2 separate regions of the Mus musculus genome follow, and region 2 is linked to region 1. Evidence: chromatin loops called from intact Hi-C (ENCODE). Cell type or tissue: gastrocnemius. All regions are shown on one strand. Each heading gives the region's core, and the rest is flanking DNA. Links, peaks and the distances in the headings are about the cores only. Region 1 holds the start of Myl12a (myosin, light chain 12A, regulatory, non-sarcomeric). Region 2 overlaps Myom1 (myomesin 1).

Region 1 (9,743 bases), core at 4,704-7,203:
TTATGAGTGACAAAGCTGCAGTTGGTTGCCAAACATATTGTGAGCACTAGTTTATTCCCGGGGCTGCTCTTGACCTTGCTCTGCAGCCCTGCAGGACCTGCATTTGCCACTGTCTAGGTTCACCCTCACAAGTATCTGGGGTTCTGGGCCTGCACCACTAGACATGGCTATCAGTTTCTGTATTTTGTTTTCCAGCTGAATTTCACTTTAGAAAAGCTGTCTTTCACTACTTATGACACTTAGGAAAACAGGTATTGACCTTCACAGTTTCAATTTTTTTCCAAATCTTTTTTTCTTCTTCTTAATCCTTTGGCTAATTTTCTGCTTTTAAACTTAGTAGCGTCTGGTTTGGAGGAATTTTGTACATTTATAAATGCTTTAAGGTTGTGCTGAGACATGGTCTTTTATAAGACATTTTATAAGAGATGATTATAACGTGGAATTCCAGTCCCTGCACTAGCCTCCAACGGTGACCTGATCTCAACTGCTCAAGTCACAGGCTGCATGGCCACGCTGAGCTGATGGAGCGCAGAGGAGCAAACTCAGGGCTGTGCACTCGCACGCACTCTGCCAGCTGTGCTACATCCCCAGCCTCAGTTTCCCATGCTCTCACCTTGTTTATCATTCCTCAACTTCAAAAGCATTTTAATTAAGCCCACAGCATGAATGTATGAAAATTTCAAAGAATTAAAATATTATATTGACAATATTACATTGAAATATAATATTACAATGATAATATTGCACTGAAAAAAATAAGTTTGGGGGCTGGAAAGAAGGCTCAGCAGTTAAGACCAATGGTTGCTCACTCTTGTAGAGGACCTAGGTTCAGTTCCCAGCACCTACCTGATGGCTTCCAGGCATCCCTAACCCCAGTTCCAGCAAATCCAACACACTCCTGACCTCAGAAGGCCCAGACATACATGCAAGCAAAACATTCACACATAAAGTAAATATAAAAATTTTAAGAAAAAAATATTGACTACATTTTAAAAACCAGAAATTCTTCATTCACGTTGATTTTTTTCTATACACTTTTAATACACTCTTTGTAGTCTATTTGTAGCTCTGGTGCTCCAAGTCTAATTATCAGACAGATTGAGCTAAACATTCTCTCCACTTAAAAGACAGGAGCTCCTCCTACTGTCTTCTTCCTGGACTAATAGATTAAAGCTCATTGTTACATCATACACACACACACATACACAGAGAGAGAGAGAGAGAGAGTCATACCTTACCTACAAGCAATTAAAATGTACGTTGTTAAAACCAAACTGACAGAGTTGGAGGTGGCTCAGTTGTTAGTGCTTGCCCGCTATGCATGAAGTCATTTCAGTTCCCACAGTGGCATAAAAACAGCTCCACGGCACACACTGTAACCCCAGCCCTCGGGAGGGAGAGTCAGGGGGATGAGGGGTTCAAGGTCATCCACAGCTGTTCATGGAGTCTGAATCCAGCCTGGGACTACATGAGGCCATATCTCAAAAGATAAACAAGATTGGAAGCCCATATTTCTCAACATTCAACAGTTTCTTTTTTTTTTTAAATTATTTGTTTATTTTATGTATATGAGTACACTGTAACTGTCTTCAGACACACTAAAAGAGGGCATCAAATCCCATTACAGATGGTTGTGAGCCACCATGTGGTTGCTGGGAATTGAACTCAGGACCTCTGGAAGAGCAGTCAATGCTCTTAACCGCCAAACCATCTCTCTAGCCCCATTCAACAGTTTCTTATATACAACAAAAATCAAAAGTAATCAAGCCAGTCAGGTAGCTAAGGGGGTAAAAGTGCTAGCTACCAAGCCTGGTGGATGAAACTTCAGCCCGGGAACCCAAATGGTAAAAGAAGAGAACTGATTCCCACAGCTTGTCTTTTGACACATGCACACACACACAAACACACACACACACACAGAGATATACACACACAAACACAGACATACACAAACACAGACATACACACAAACACAGACATACACACACAGACAGACAGACACACACACAAGCACAGATACACATATAGAGACATATACACACATACACAGAGAGACATACACAGAGAGTCATATATACACACACAGTCATACAGAGAGAGAGACATATACACACAGAAACACACAGAGAGACATACACAGAGAAAGATATACACAGAGAGAGAGGCACAAAGAGAGTCATACACAGAGAGAGAGAGAGAGACAGAGACAGAGACATAAGAAATACATACATACATACACAAACACAGAAACACACACTTAAGATTTTTTAAAAAATAAAAAACATAGGTTTCTCAATTGTGCTAACTAGCTATATGCACCCAAGTAAGTAATTACCAAATATTTGTTGATATTCATAAATAATTAGAGGAGCAGGGGTGGGATTTATCTCCTATCCTTGGAAAATCAAAGACATAACTTACACTTTTGGCTTTTTGTATGACTATTAAGAGAACCTGTGCAAGTAACTGAAGTATCTTGAATCTCGACTTGTGTAAGAAAAGCAAACAATAGTGTCTTCAGGCCCTACAGGGCTGTGGCGAGAATTAAATGTTACACAAATACCTGGCACGTGCTGGGCACATGGTAATTTTAGCTCCTTTTTTCTTTTTAGACCTGACCTCAGAAAACTGTCCTGTCACTTGGTACTCATAGTACCCCCAAACCATTACTTAATACTGAGCCCCCAAATCAGTGGTTATCGTGGTTTCTCAATCTCAGCCCTTCAGGCAGCATCTCTAACTCCTCTCTAGTGGCCAGCAGCAGCCCTCTGGTTATGAAGACGCAGAATGTCTCCTGACATGTTCCTTCAGAGGCAAAGTCTGCACGCCTTCCTCCCTGGCTCCTGAGAACCCCAGCACTGGTGGAATATGAACTCACGTTTTAGTGGGACTTGGATGTGATTTGGAGAGAGGTCCTTAGGAGATAAAAAAATTTAGACAGACCATAGGGTAAGGCCCTCATCAGTTAGGACGCATAGGAAGAAGAAAGGAAAGTCTCTCTGCCATGTAGGACAGGGCAAGGAGGTGGCTGTCTGTGACCATAAAGATGGTTTCAGCAAGAAGTGAACCAACCAGACCCTCCATGTTGGACTTTTCAGCCTCCACAGAGTGGAAAACAAATTCTCGTTATTTGAGCCACCTGGCCTGTGAGTGAATAGAGATTTTAAATAGAAAAGAGAAACTTGCTAAGCATCACAGACACGTATTGTTTAGGGATAACCATCTTTTCATTTTCATTGTTACGGCTTCATTTTTGTGGGTGTGTGTCAGTGGACGGTCAGGGTCCAGCCTTGACTTTCAGCTACCGAGGTGGAACACGAGATGGTCCAGAAGATAGTGACTTCTGACAATTAACTCTCCCTTGCTATTCTGACACCAAAAGCTGATGACTTCTGGCAAATGACTTTGAAAGCAGTGGGGGAAATAGGAAAGAAAATTACTTGGGCTCTTTAACTCAAGAGCCACTTGCTAGCTTGGAGAGGCTTGGAGCTCATTAACTATTCATGAGACAGGGAGAAAGAAAAGGATAGAGAAAAAGTCATGTGCATGTGTACACACACACACACACACACACACACACACACTTGGCCAGGCCCAAACCACCAGTTCCATTCATTTCATATGTGCATGTGCACACTTATATACCTACACATATGCCTACATACATATATATGTAGATGCATTTAGATAGACAGACATATATACACATTTGGTGGGTGGAGCAGAGCCCCAACAGCCACACTTTGCTGTTTCTCTCAGCCCTTTTATAGCTTCTTAGACAAAAATTCTTTATAAAATTAACTCACAGATAAAATCTTTTTGTAACAAAAGGGAGTTACAGAAAGATGTTGATAGTAAGTTCAAAGCAGTGTTTATTCTATAAGCTCATTATAAGTTCAAAGCCACAGTTTCCCATAGCCTTGCTTTATCATAGTGCACACCTGTGGCTCCATCCTTGGACCTGACCTAGAATGACTGTTTTCCCTTGATCTCAAATATGCCCCAAGCCTCTTTTTCTTCCTAGTGCAGTTTACATGCTTGTGACACCGAACTCTATTTGTAGATTTTTATTCTACAGGGGGCTTAAAGATACTTGAATCAGTTCAGGAGTTCTAGAAAATCATAATCAGGAATTATGAAATCATCGGTCCATCTAAACAGCATTATTACATGAAAGTACATCTTCATATTGATCCTCAGGAAATTTGTCCAGTAGGGTGGGCTGATGTCCAGGAATCACTAGGCTATGTAATAGTGGCAGGAAAGGCACATCAGCAGCAAGAAGCCATCTGGGATGAAGTCTCTGGGTCCATGCCTCTCCAGAGTGCACCCATCACAGTCATGCAAAATGATGGACCACCTCCAGATAACTCATTGTTCTGCCACAGCCTTTCCTACATGGCTGTGCCAAAGGACAGCTTGTGGAAGTTAGTTCTCTCCTTTTGCCATGTGGGTCCCAGGAATTTAACTTGGGTCACTAGATCTGGTGGCAGGCTGAGCCATCTTGCCAGCCCTTATATAAATTTCCTACTATAAGTTTCAGCTACAACTCTGAAAGCCACTAGAAGTTGGGGAAATGGCTGATATGCCTATAACTGCAGCAGTGATGGGCAGACACGGGCAGGGGAGCAGGGGGTGGTAGGCGGGGGTGTGGGGACTCCCCAGGCTTGCTGGCTGGGCAGCCTAGTACAAACAGGGAGCTTCTGATTCAGGGAGAGACAGAGTGATAGAGGAAGACATCGGACATCTTGCTCCATCTGCATGCTAATGCACAGTGTGCACCTGCACAATGAGTTACAGATACCATTTACACCATACCACCCCCCACATATACACACAATCCCATAGACAGCGTTTAAAAGCCACTCTTGAAAAATCTTCTTTTTTAAAAAAGATTTATTTATTTATCTTATGTATATGAGTATACACTGTAGCTGTACAGATGGTTGTGAGCCTTCATCTGGTTGTTGGGAATTGAATTTAGGACCTCTGCCTGCTCTTGTCAACCCCACTCGCTCAGTCCCTGCTCGCTCTGGCCCAAAGATTTATATATTATTATAAATAAGTACACTGTAGCTGTCTTCAGATACACCAGAAGAGGATGTCAGATCTCATTGTGGGTGGTTGCATAATGTGGTTGCTGGGATTTGAACTCAGGACCATCGGAAGAGCAGTCAGTGCTCTTACCCGCTGAGCCATCTCACCAGCTCTGAGAAATCTTCTTTTAAAGCAATAAGTGTCTTAGTTTGGGATTTATTGTGAAGAGACACCATGACCAAGGCAACTTTTATAAGGACAACATTTCATTGGGCTGGCTTACAGTTTCAGAGGTTCAGTCCATTATCATCAGGGCAGCGTCCCGGCAGACACTGTGCTGGAGGAGCCAAGAGTCTGGATCTGAAGGCGACCAGGAGAGGCTGTCCTCTGCGGTAGGAGACTGTCCTCTGCGGTAGCTAGAGGAGACTGCCTTTCCACATTAGGTGGAGCCTGAGCATAGGCGACACAAAGCCTACTCCAACAGTGATACACTTCCTCCAACAAGGCCACACCCACTCCAACTAGGTCTTACCTAATAGTGCCACTCACTCCCTGTGCCAATCGCATTCAAACCACCCACAGTAAGCAAGGAGCTGGAGAGGTAGCTTAGCAGTTAAGAGTACTGGCTGTTCTTGCAGAGGTTTTGGCTTCAATTCCCAGCACCCACATATATGGGATCTGATGCCCTCTTCTGGTGTGTAGATGTACATGCAGTTGAATATCCATATACACAAAAGAAATAACTGAAATTGTAAATGATCTCATTTCACCAGAAAGCCTTGTAAGGCGGGCTGGAGGGATATCAGAAAATTAGGCCTCAGGTCAACCCAGGGACTTGCTCTCCGAGTTACACAGCTTGCTAAAGGAAAGATATGGGGCAGAACCCAAACTGTCAAACTTGGAGTAAAAAGGACTCACCTGCTGTTTCATGAAGAGTTCTGTTAGGTTACAAAAGAACAGGCTCGTAGATGTCAGAGGCCTTCAGAAGTGGGTGTAGTCATTAGAACTTCATATCAGACATTACACTATGCAGACTTCCTTTTCCACCTTGATTTGATATGTCCATGGTTATCTATGGCAATGAATACAGGGTGAACAGAAACCAATTTCATATGAGCTGGGTTCTTTGCCCCTCCAGAGGACCTGACACACTTCTCTCTCCTCTTTCCTCTATCAACTCCTAGAATCGGCACAATTGCCCTCTGGGACATCTTCCACTAGTCCCCAGGTAGGTTTATTTGCTCTTCTGTAACTTATTCATATTTGTTTCCTTGTAGATCTCCGCCCTTTCTCTTCCATCCCACAACCCAGTCCCGAGGTAGCAACTGTTCATTTTAAAACAGGCAAGCCAGAGCCTTCCCCCTCCTCCCACAGCACTTACCAGTCTAAACCTATTGATTCATTTGGCAAGGACATATCAGGCAGCTCCTAGAGAAGCAACAAGGTCCCGTTTTCCAGCTGAGGTGGGACGGATAATGCCCATCCTGAAAAGGGGTTTTGGTGTTCTCCTTCTGGACAGGGAGCTGAGGAAGGCCTAAGCTTTCCAGGGTGACAGGCCACCTCCTCGTAGAGGCATTAGGGCATTGCTGCACTGCCTCAGAATCCACGGTCTCTGACTGCTCAGACCTCTGAGTTTGTACTGTCATAGCCAGCCACCAGCTGTGTCCCCAGTCTTCCTTAAAAGTCATGTTGGGCCCCTTAAAGTCCCTGAAGATGAAGAACACACTCTTAAAGACCTTGGTGTAGGGAGCTGGAGATGAAGTACCCAGTTATTTGTATTTGTACAAGTATCAAAGGGAGAAAAATTTTGTTTCTGACATCTGTAGGATTAGGACATTTTCCCCCTCAGCGGCTCTGCTTTTGAGTTAACTTCAAACCATATCACTGATTAATGGGAGGAATGTTTCTTGAAGAAAACATCCAGTCTTGGGGATACGAATCCCGCCAGGCTCGTAATAATCTCTCTTCCTTTAAATAAGAACTATTGTTAGCAGCTGCTCCACGCAAGGAGACCCGGCGGGTAAATTGGTCCAGCACTTTATTCCAATTACATCATTCACCCTCGAGCGACATAGGTGGAGCAAGCAGGAGTCACCATCAGGGTAAAGGGGGACTCTTGTAGAAAGTTCCAGAGAACGTTTGGGAAGAGGGCAATCGATATTGAATTCATGAACTCTTAAGTGGACCAAAGAGACAGCGCGGCGGCGGCCCTGAAACTTCAGTGTTTCCTCCCGCGTGGGAAGCGTGAAGAACTCCATAAAAAACTCCCACGCTGCCCAGACCCAGAGGCGCTGACCTAGACAGTGAGTCACCCTAGCTTCCTGCGCAGGCGCGCTCCAGCTGCGGGGCGAGGGGAGGCCCCGGGCTCTGGGGGGCGGGGCCAGGGCCAGTCACGTGACGTCCGCGGCCCGGCTCCTCAATTGCCCTAAAAGGACTTAGACGGGGGTCCCCGCCTCTCGCCGCGCTCTGGAATGCGGGCAGAGGGAGAGCTCCGGGCCAGGCGCAACCATCTGCTGACAGGGGGGAGGGCGCAGAATCACAATTCTAAAAGAGACGGGAGAAAGAGGAAGAGCCGGTGATTAGACCGAGAGACCCTCCACAGGATTCTTTAAGCCCTACTCCGCGTCCCGGACTCCCCGTCGGCGCCCCACGCCTGCCATCCGCTCTGTCACCTTCCCCGAGGCGCCCCCTCCCGTCCGGGCTGGCGCACCGAGGCGAAGGAGCATGGCCGCTAGGCTTCCTTCCGGTTCGCGAGCGGAGGCCGGAAGTGGCCGTACTGCGGAGTCTGGAAAGTTAGAAAGTCTGGGAGGGCGGCAGCGGCGGAGCTTCGCGGAGACGCTCACTCTCGGTTCTCGCGGCTGAGCAGGGTGAGTGGTGCTGGCCGCGGCGCGGGGCGGGGGCGGCTCGGTCCGGCCCGGGAAGGTGTCCCCGCGGGGCGGCGGGGACCGGCGGGAGCCGCGGCTCGGGGAGCGTACCTGGGCATGTGTGCGCGAGCCGGGGGAGAGCTGGAGCGAGCTGGGGGCGGCCGGGGCGCAGACCCCGCTCTGCTTCCCACACTAGGAACTTGGGAAATGTTGCTTAGCTCGCCGGCGCCGCGCGCCTTGGATCCTTGCCTCCCCGCGAAACCAGAGAGCCCCAGAGAGCTGACTCCGGAGCTCTGTTGAGTTGCTAACGTAAACTTGCCGGGATCGAGGAGGGAGTGTGCGGATAAAACCGTAAGATAGCACCGCCACCCTCGGCAACTGTCGTCGCAGCTGCGCGGCTATGTGTAGTAGCAAGACCCTGTTCAGATATACAACTCTAGTGTGCGCCCCTCTAAGTAAAACTTTTTTAAAGCGGTATTTGAACAGAGAGGAGATTTAGAGCTTCTTTTGCCTGTCGAGGGGGCTAAGTCGACTCTACAGAGGAGTGTTATTAAGAGTCTTTCAGTAGGCGTATAAACTATATTATAGATCTTTAGAGATCTTTTAAGATTTTAACATCTGAAGTGCAGACGTTGTATCAAAAGGTGACGAAAGCGAATCTTCACTAAAATTGCTGATATTTTCTTTTTTTTCTGGATGGCCTTTGATGAGGATTAATTAGAAAGGTATTTTGTCTTCAAAAGTGAGGTGTAGTTGACAAGTCGATCCTGGCGACTAATGACTTTTAAAAGGTGCTCAAAACTTTTTTTGGGTGTGGCTGTGGGAAGATCCAAGCTGACTGTCAACCGGAAGTGTGCCTAAGAAATAAAGACTTGGTTTTCCTTGAAACTGAAATACCAACTTTTAAAAACTGAGTCTATCCCCTCCCCCACATCTCATCTAGTAAGAAATGCACTGATTAAATAATAGAGATTTGATCTGGACTTCGAAGCAGGCCAAATACCTGAGGTTTTGAAATGGGAGTATTTGGAAGGATATATTTACTAGTTTTAAGAGAGCTTTTTTATTAAAAGGTATTAACTAAGTATGCTTAGTTTAGATGTTCTGTTAAGAATTTCTATCTTTTACATCTATTACAAGTTTAGGCACGTGAGATTCTATTTAATTTAGGCAATCTCATGTATATCTTTGTATGGCTTAGTCCTACTTAAGAAGTTTCATAGTCTGCTCTTTTGTTGTTGTTGTTAATTTGTTTGTTAGTTTGGGTAGGGTCTCCTTTTAGTCCATGCTGGCCTGGAACTTAAGATGGTCTTCCTACTTCCAGGGCTAGGATTATAAATCCAGTTACCAGCCATCACACCAGCTTTAGCGTTTTCAAAACTTAAGTACCAACGTTTCTATAAAGTCTACATTTCTAAAGATTCTGTAAAATCTGGTTGCCCTTGGCATGTGGAGAAAGCCTCTCCAGGACTGTCTTCACAGTCTGATGTCTTCCTTAAGCATGAGGCTGTCGCTTATTCTTGGGGGGGGGGGGGGTAGCTCAGTGGCAGAGTGCATACCTAGCATACATGAGGCAGAACTGCAAACAACCCACACCATACACCATGCATGGCTACAGCACTGTCTTGGTTTAAAACAAGGTTATACTCATTGCCATCTGTGAATAGAAACTACCTTGACCACCCTTGCCCTCCCTTCTCTGTTGATGATCTGAAACTTTCTGCTGTTTTCTAGAAGGCCAGCCAGCCAGTCTCATACCAAAGATCTTTCACAAAGCCTTCAAAGTGAGGTTCTCAGGTGATCCTGCCGTAAACCCTAACAAATATTTGCAGTTTTATTCTG
Region 2 (9,743 bases), core at 4,803-7,302, 61 kb before region 1:
GTGTGTGTGAGTGTGTGTGAGTGTGTGTGTGAGTATGAGTGTGTCTGTGTCTGTGTCTATGTGTGTGAGTGTGTGTATGTGTGTGTGTCTGTGTCTGTGTGTGTGAGTGTGTGAGTGTGTGTGTCTGTGTGTGTGAGTGTGTGTGAGTGTGTGTGTGAGTATGTGTGTCTGTGTGTGTGTTTGTGTGTGTGAATGAGTGTGTGTGTGTGTGTGTGTGTGTGAGAGAGAGAGAGAGAGAGAGAGAGAGAGAGAGAGTAGGATTCTAAGCCCCTCTGTGATACTGCAAATCCTGTCAGGGATGGGACATGCAAAAGAATTTATTGAAGTTTTATTGATTACAATTAGTCAAATATAGCTGTCTATTTCATTTCCTAAAACAATCTAATTGTTATATAAATATAGGTAACTATGAAAACCATATATAGTATCATGGAGAGTGGCAATTTCCTTAAAAAGCTAGAATTTTTTTATTCTATAGCAACCCCAAGTCGTTTTGCTATTTGGTTCATCTATCTCAGATGACTTGATATGAACACAGAGAGAGATCCTGTCACTAAAAAGAATTCTACATGGTGATTTGTTTGCTACAGAAATAACTACAGTGTCCTGGGAACATAGGCTACCTCTGGGGAGGGCTGTCAGAAACGGTTTCTTTTTGACCAATTTAATATTTGAATGCCTAAATATCAATTTAATACACTAATTTGTATCGAGTTCTTGTGTTTCCCATGGGATGAAAACTCACCAACTTGTCAAGACAAAGCCTGTTTCGACTAGCTTTGTTATGATCAAATATACACCACTAGGAAAGAAGAGGGAATGTGTCATGCCCCCCTGAGTCAGCATCTGTGTCATTGAATTGTGTCACTGAGTTTCAGTGAGAATGGCCCATCACCCCCAAGTTCGTTAACGTCAAGCCACACTCTGCAGGTCTCAGGAGTGCTCTCTTCATGGGAAATTAAATTATGAAGCTGATCCTGGATTCATTCATTTTCAACAAACCAACTCCAGAAAAATATGTACATTTCGAGGACTTTTGCCGGAGTTTTAGGTTTAGAGTTAAAATATGCAGTGACTTGTTTCTCCCTACAAGATTTACTGCTTCTGACTTGAAGCATCAGGATACGGCATATGTTCTAGAAACTTCTTCTGGGGACTTGTTTCAGTGTGTTGTGCTCAGAGTGATTCTTACCGTGTAGGACATGCTTTGAGCAACAGTTTGACGCCAGCTGTTCTCACCCGCTCTGCTGCTTTCTTAGGCTAAGTGTCACTTTCAGTACCTTTTAGCTTTCATTCAACTTTCCTCTGGCTGCTTTAATGCTCTGGGATCATTATTTAAAGCTTGTTGTCTGGTGCACGAGGTTTTTGTTTTTTTTTTTTGTTTTTTTTTTTTTTTCCATACAGGGTTTCTCGGTGTAGCCCTGGCTGTCCTGGAACTCACTCTGTAGACCAGGCTGGCCTCGAACGCAGAGAGCCACCTGCCTCTGCCTCCCAAGTGCTGGGATTAAAGGCGTGTACCAAAACCCTCCCTGTGCTCAAGGGACACAAGGGCTCCCCCTGGAGCCTGGGACTGCAGCGTGGCTCCCACACTATCATTGCTGCCTCTAACTGGACTAAACTCTCCGAAGCTCTGCATGGAAACTGTCAAACTGGAACTCTATGTTCATCGAGGATATATTAAAGAACAAATGTTAAACAAAGACCTTTTCAGACACACAAAGGAAAGTTGATTGATAACCGGAAAATCCGAGCTAAGGGAAAGTTGAGAGATGTGCTTCTGCCGAAAGAAAATCTGGTCAGATAGAACTCTGGAATCTAGACACTGAAAAGAAAATAAAAGTGAAGGATGCAGTCGCACATGCTTGTGAGAGATCTTGTTTGAAATGAAGGAGAGGAGGATGAAGGAGAGATTAAAATGTGAGTAAACACAGAAACGTTCTTCAGGGGCTGGAGAGACGGTATCTCCTCCTCCACTGTTCTGAGACTGGAGAAATGGCTCCACGGTTAAGAACAGCAGCTGCTCCTTTAGAGGAGCAAGGTTTGGTTCTCAGCACACACAGAGTGGCTCTCAACCATGTCTAACTCCAGTTCCAGAGCATCCACTGCCCTCTCTGTCGGGGGTACCAGGCACACGCAGAGTGCACTTACATGAAGCAGGCAAAACACTCATACACAAAACAAAGATGAAGAGATCTTTAAAATGATGGGGTTTTAAAAAACAAAAAACAAATGAACGAAAAACCCTCTTTTCTAACTTTTAAAATCTCTCTGAAGAATCGATGACTACTTGAAGCCAATACAATATATTAACATTTATGATCTATACACAAATACAATGTATGACAATGGCAGCAAGGAATGGAAAAGGTAGGCTGATAATTAAGTATATCAAAAATGTCAAATGTTTAAGCTTAAAATAAAGAATGACATAATGTAGATGAGAGAGAATAATTAAAACATGTCCAAGTCCGAAGAAAAGAGAAAATGGGAAAAAGAAAACTGGTGTCACCAATAAACATATGATGACAGATTGAAATTCAGTCATGTCAAATTATCACACATGGGCCTGTGACATGGCTCAGCAGGTAAAGACTTCCTGCTAAGCCTCAGAGCCCATAGAAGAGCCAGGCAGGCACGGTGTCTGCCTGCTGTCCCAGTGCCTGGGACAGAGAGACACAGGATTCCCAGGGCAACCTTGAGAGATGTGCTAGCTAGAACCCGTGAGTTCTCACTACCATGAGACCCTGTCTCATTAGGTAGAGAACACCCAAGAAAGACACTCCACATGCCTGTGCATGTATGTGCACCTATGCACATACAAACATGAATGAACCACACACACACATACGCATATGCAATTAAGAATGTAAAGTGGAACTATCATTTTGGTAAACAGCAATTTCTTTGAAAATAAAACATGCACCTGCCACACGGCCCACCAATCTCTCTCCTAAGTAGTCACCCTAGAGAGGTGACAACCACATATCCATGCAAACACAGATGGCTCACGGAAACCTCTAGCAGGGTACAGATACGTTGGAATTGACTAATGGCTACATCTATATGATAAATCATAAAGTAAGTATGCTAGTGATAGGAAATAAAGATGAGTATGATCTTATTTATGCAAAATGTGGCCAATTCAAACTATGGTGTCAGGAAGCAGGACTGTGGTGAGAGGGAGGAGGGACCATGAAAGAACATGATAAGGTAGAAGTGCCAGGCATGTCATGATGATGTGCACACACATGAGGCTTATCAGATTGAACTCTGACATGTGCACAGTTCATCGTATAACAACTGCTTCGCAATATGTCGTATAAAATGAAACGTGATCCTTTGGGGCCTGGAAGTACAGCTCATAGGGTGAAGTATGTCCTTGGCCTGTCCATGGCCCTGGGTTCGAGCCTCAGCCCCCGCCACCCCACACCTCACCAATCTGCCTTCTCAGGATGTTCTTTCAAAAGCTTCATGGACAATAATATATTTTTATGAGCAAAGAAAGCTAAATCACACAGGCAACAGTGGCGTCTAGAGAGGACAGAGTTTTTACCTGTAGGCTCTTCTTCCGTGACAATGATCTGTCCAGTCCAGGGTGCTGAAGGATGACCTGAACGGACAAGTATAAAGGTCACATGTTCACAGATGTGCTGTTGTCTCTATGATAAACCAATAAACTGGCTGCATGAGTCAAATGGGTTGTAGTTCTCCTGTGTAAATTCCTAATGCGTCTTTATCAATGTGTGTAAAGTACTGGGTGAAGCATACCCCTCCCTGACAGTTTCTGGAGTCTCTCTGGACTGCGCTAAATTGTGCTCCCATATCTGCTCAATACACATCCCTTGAAGCAAACAGGCTTTCCCATGCCTTCTTCAGAGACAGCACATTTGGAAGAAACACCACTAGGACAGTCAGAAGCCTAACAGCTCTCTATCTATAGAGGAGGCAGGATCAGGCAGGAGAGCTGAGTGGGAGCAAGCCCTTCCTATTGTTTTTGAAAAGTATTGTCCATGGGAAGTCAGTCTGAATCCTTCCTGAGTGAGGAAGAAGGAAGAAAGAGTATAGAGGTAAACACCTCCTACTGGGTTGTCTCACCCAGCCTTAATATCAGGGGATGTGCCTAGTCTACTTACAGCATGCTGCGCCATGTTTCATCGATATCCCTGGGAAGCCTGCCCTTTTCTGAAGGTAAATAGAGGCTCTGAGTGAGAGGGAGGAAGCGGTGGGTGGGGGGTTAGGAGGAGAGGACAGAGGGGAAACTGTGATCGGTGTGTAATATACTAGAGAAGAATAAAAAAAATTTTAAAAGAAAATAAAAAGAAGGGGGTGGGCTCCATCTTGTGACCCTGAAAGCATGAAAAAAGAGAACAGCAGGTGGAAGAGAGGGCTAAGCAGGTAAAGGGGCTTGCTGCCAAGCCTGAGGACATGAGTTCAGTCCCAGGGACCCGCCTGGAAGAAGGAGAGAGAACTGGCTCCTGATAGTCGTTTGTCCTCTGGCTTCCACATGAACACTGTTGGCATGCACGCCCACATACATATATACACATAAACCCACACAGATAAGTAGGTAGATAGAAAGATAGATGATAGATGGATAGATAGATAGATCGATAGATAGATGATAGATGAGCAGATGGATAGATAGAGGATAGATAGATAAATGATAGAAGATAGATAGAGGATAAACATAAACAGCTAAATGATAGAAGATAAATAGACAGATAGATAGATAGACAGACAGATAGATGGTAGATGACTAGATAGATAGATAGTAGATGACTAGACAGGTGATAGGTAGACAATAGAAGATACATACATAAAAGATACATGCACACATAAATACACACATACATATATTCATACATACATACATACATACATACTTTAGGGAAGAAACAATGGCTCAATCTTGCCTTACTAGGGGGAATTTCCACCCAAGTCTGCACAGGAAACAGGAAGGCACAGAGATGACAGTGCTTGTTATTCATAAACATCTTGTTTTACAGGCATTCAGAAGGAGTAGAAGAAAGTGTGAGGTGGAACTGCCTAAGAGGAGTCTACAGGTGATGGTATCTTTCTTGGAGTTTTGTGATATCACTAGAAGGAACTGAGGCAAAGAATAGAACTTTATGTGCGGCATGGACCTGTAACCCCCCCACAAGGGTTAGCCCCTAGCCACTGGGGTATTTGGTAGCATCTGGAAACTTTCTGGATTAAAACAGGCAAATAATACCGTCACCGTGTCACAGGCAGAGACAAGGGCTATCTGTAAGCATCCCACATTCACATCCCTTCACAACTGCTGGCCCTGTGACGAGGGCCATTGGACAGAATGAAATGTTACTATCTAGTGATGCTTATGATGTTATTATAGACCCTAGTATTGGGAATGCCATACAGGTTCCCGTAGAAGGCAGAATTTATGTACATGGCTTTGGCATTCAGACTTGGAAGATAAATAGATGTAAATAGGTAAAATAATTATCTTTATAGGTTTTTATATTATATTTTAATTGTGTATCCCTGTGCACGTGTATGTCTTTGTATGTGAGGGTGCATGTGATTGCATATATACCACAGAGCACATATGGAGGTCAGGGTACACCTTGCAGGAGTCAGAACTCTCCTTCCACCACGGAGGTCCTGGGCATTGAACTCAGATAGGTCAGGCTTGGCAGCAGGCACCTTTACCGGCTGAGCTATCTTGACAGCCCAAGATTATTTTATATTACCTAAATGGAAACGCAATTTTTTTTTTAATCAACACAGAGACGCTCACAGGGGTTCAAGATTAGTGCTTTGATGAAGACGTCAAGGTCAAGAAATTCGCTTTGAACCGTAAATGCAGTTATATTCAGAATACACTAATAATGTGGATAAAAATGATCTTCGAGCTATTTGTCCCCATATTCATTCCACACCTCATGCTTATTATACAGATTGGCAAGGTACACTTTCCTGAGTAATGTTTTTAAAAAGATAAAATAAAATGAGGGTTTTAAAAAACACTCAAAAGAAATAATGAATCAAAAACAAATTATTTTTTATCCTCTTGGGCTCGCTCCAAACACGGGATTTTTCTGATTGGAAAAGGATTTCATATTCTTGTCTCCCTCTAGTGGAGAGGAGAGGAATTACTTGTAGTGACACCTACCACAGGTTTCTTGGTTTTGTTTTGGATTTTGGTGATGGGGGGGGTTGTTTGTTTTGGTTTGGTTTGGTTTGGTTTTGCTTTTGCTTTTCAAGAAAGATGCAGACAAATGAAAAGGACTTACTTTTTAGTCTAGCTTTCTCAGCTGGATCCAAAGCCGCCACAGGCTCAGAAACTCGGGATGGCAGGCCTATTCCAGTTTTATTCACAGCTCGGACTCTGAATATGTAGGAACGGCCTTCTATCAAGCCAGTGACTGGAAACCGAGCAAACTTCACAGGTGTGTCATTGCACTGAGACCAGGTATCTGTGCCCACCTCACACCTGAGGGAAAGGAGAATTAGCAGGATGTCAGGCAGACTACGACTAAGGTGAAAATTCACCCTCTCGCTTCAGATCTTCCCCGTGCCAAAACATGGAACTCCTGCCTGGCTTCCTAGTCCTAGACTTCAGACACTCAGTTCCTCTCAAGTTCAATGTGTCTTTTTAAATTTTTCTTTTAAAAAAAACTCAAGTATTTGTGTGTGTGTGTGTGTGTGTGTGAGTGTGTATATGTATGTCTGTGCCTGTATGTGTGACTGTGTGTGTGTGTGTGTGTGTGTGTGTGTGTGAGTGAGCGGAGTGTGTGACTGTGCATGTGTGTGTGTGTATGTGTGTGCGCACTAGTGCCACAAATTGTGTGTGGAAGTCAAAGGACAGCTTGAAGGAGGTTTTTCTTCCTCCGTCAGGTGGGGTATGGGCATCTGTCCACCTGTATTCACTACATCTCACCAGCCAGCAACTAGACATGTTTTAACATGAAGAACGAAGCCTCAGACCTTTCTAAACAAGCAGCTGATTTGTCTTGTGTGTCAAGAAGAGGAGTGAGAAAATCACGCAGGTATCAGAATCCTTTTTTTGTTTTTTAATGTGTATGAGTGTTTTGCACGTATGTGTACCTGTGCCCCACTTGTACACGGTGCCTGCCAAGAACAGATGGAGTTGGATCCCTTGGAACCGGAGTTGCAGGCAGGTGCGAGCTGCCATGTGGGTGGTGGGACTTGAACCCGGGTCCTCGGAAGCCAGTGCTTTGACCACTGAGCTGACTCTCCAGAATCTTTATTCAGGAGAGGTTTGGGAAAAAGATCCCTCATCCCTGCCCCACTGACACCTTTGACTCCACTGCCAGTCGTCTCTCTCTGTCTTCTTCAGGTGCTTTCTTGTAAAAGCAGAACTACTGTAGGATAAGTTGGGACCTAAAAAGATAACTGGACAGCTGGGCGTGATCACAACCCTGAGGCTAGTCTCGGCTCTACAGGGAGACTTTCCAAAAGGTGAGCCAACCATCCAAAACAGAAGGAAAAGCTATTTGTACTGCAGTTTGGCAAGCCGCTCACTGTTTTCCTACTTGGTGATCACTGTGTTCTGTGTGAGTACAAGGGTCAGGAGGTTATCGTAACGTTTTTGTTTCTTCTCTTTCCTCATCCTCCACTCTGTTCTCTCTCCCAAGCTGGTTTTGAACTCATGACCCTCGTGCCTCTACCTCCTAAGGACTGGGACTGCATATCCTGCCCGGCCATGTTTTTTTATTTTACAACGAGGCTCATGGTTTCCACGGGGAAATGGAGTGCTTTGGAAAACGCTTTCAGCTGCCTGCTAACGTAGCAGCTGGGACCCAAGAATGGAGTCAGAGAACTGCTCAGAAGATTGCAATAGTTCACATGACGGCATTGAGCCAATCAACACAGCTCCAGAGACAACCCTGGAGAGAACTGTGCAGCATTATAATACAGCAACTCCTTGTTCTTATTGCAAGTAGTACACAGTGCTTTTAGTTTAAAATGCATCCCCAATACAGCACTATGTTCAAAATGTATAATTCCCAACTAGTTCTCATGGGAGGGCAGTGCCAAAAAATTGGGATATGGCTGGGAAAGGGGGATCTCCCCTTCGTCACTATCATTTACATTCTTTGATATCGATAACGACTGCTTTATTTAACGTTATGTAAATTCCCATAAAATGTATTTGCAATTCATGTCTTCCATCCACTCTCCCTAAATGTCTGCTTTGTAGAGTTTCTGGAGTTGCTATGTGTGGGAAAATGGCAGGGAGCTGAGGAGACTACAGCAGTTATGCTAGAGGTGTCTCCCAAGGTCTGTCTGTCTGTCTGTTCAGACATTACCACTGTGACTCAGTGACACTAAAATATGCTTCTCAGCCTTCATTTGTGCAGGTGAAGGCATCATCTCTAGAAGCTTCTATAGCATGTTGGAGCAGAAAGAGCACTGGCCTACAGCTGAGCTGTGTTTGAATCCTAGCTCTGGGCTTTCTACCCATGTGACCTTAGGCAGGGTAACAGGGTATCTTTGCTGGCATGTGGCTTGGGCCAGCTCTTTCTTTCCTACCTGTAAAAGCAAGGCCTGTCCAGGATGGTCAAGGGCTAGTGGTAAGTACATGCAGTGTTTTGAACAGTGTTTAGCAAACAGTAGCTATTAGCCATGCCGTCATTTATCATGGCCAAGGCAAGAGAAGAACAGCATGCGTTGCTTACCCTGTCTATAAAGTGTGCAGATCCCTTGGCTGTTTGTCAAAGACAACAAAGCAGAGACTGACAGTACAAAAGAGTTTATGTAAGCCTCCACATTCACCGGAAGTAAGTGAGCTTCCATTCTATTTTACATCTACGGCTAAAATAGAACCGACTACAAACATTCCTCTGTCAGGTACTGAGCACAGTAAATAGAGTTGGGTTTTGGTTTTGTTTGTTTGTTTGTTTTACTTGTTGTTACAACTATGAGGTTTGATGCATTGATATAGAGCTGTCTCTAATTGTTTGCACAGCCCAAAGCAAAAAGAGCTGGAGCGACCACTCTAAGAAAAACTAAGTAGAGGATCACCTACTTGGGCCAATAGTTTGAATTCATTGCTTGTATTGTTCAAACACAGTAGATGTGTAAATGTGCAAAAATGACAACTCTTGGGATCCATCAGTTCTGAAGGCTATACTCAAGAAAGACTCTTGGGTAAGAGTGTAGCCCAACACTGGGAATTTTTGTTACTATTTCTTATGTTATATGGATAACTTGAAACCACATCATACAGTATAAGGAATTAATTTGTGCCCCTAAAGTCAGTACTTTTAAATGACTGTCATACCAGGAATGCAGTTGTTTAGTATATTGAATATCAGTTACTTCAATTCTACAGTGGCCTCTGCTGATAGGTTTACAATTTAACTATATTCTTGCCATGTTAGTGACTTGAGTTGATTGTCAAATCAAAAGGATTAATGTAAATAAGTAGGTACTAATACGTATGTAGTTATGTGTAGTATACATATATATTGCATACATTGTATATATTATACACACATCACATACATACATACATACACACACAGAGAGAAAGAGAGGTAGAGGAGGAAAAAGTCAGAGACAGCATTTCACTTAGAAATAACAGGAGGAAATCAAGCGCACATCTGGACACCTACAGAACTATGACTGAGGTTAGGCCAAGCACTAACTTATCGATAAAGTATCCCAGGATAGGGCTCCCTCCATCCACAGCTGGCTGCTTCCAAGAGATGATGATGTAATCCTTGTTAGCATCC

What was found. Peaks named below come from ENCODE experiments on the same cell type or tissue, not always from the same donor. Only the 100,000 strongest peaks of a DNase experiment are listed, where the experiment ranks them.
Region 2: a loop joins it to region 1, with 2.4 times the contacts of the local background. A loop is called at or near these places in 4 of 42 quality-filtered maps.

What each region holds. Positions count from the first base shown.
Region 1 is chr17:71,000,269-71,010,011 of GRCm38, reverse strand. It overlaps Myl12a (myosin, light chain 12A, regulatory, non-sarcomeric), which reads left to right and starts at 7,479. Exons shown (of 4, transcript NM_026064.2): 1 at 7,479-7,904. It also overlaps a transcript of Myom1 not described here. In gastrocnemius, for the core only: a CTCF peak has its summit at 5,722 (motif pointing left); no DNase peak of the experiment used is centred there; H3K4me3 peaks cover 1,371 bases; H3K27ac peaks cover 2,285 bases.
Region 2 is chr17:71,061,180-71,070,922 of GRCm38, reverse strand. Myom1 (myomesin 1) reads right to left here. Exons shown (of 37, transcript NM_001083934.1): 11 at 9,657-9,743; 12 at 6,276-6,475; 13 at 3,554-3,610. Among named protein-coding and RNA genes, the nearest start is that of Myom1, 46 kb to the right of the region's middle. In gastrocnemius, for the core only: a CTCF peak has its summit at 6,123 (motif pointing left); no DNase peak of the experiment used is centred there.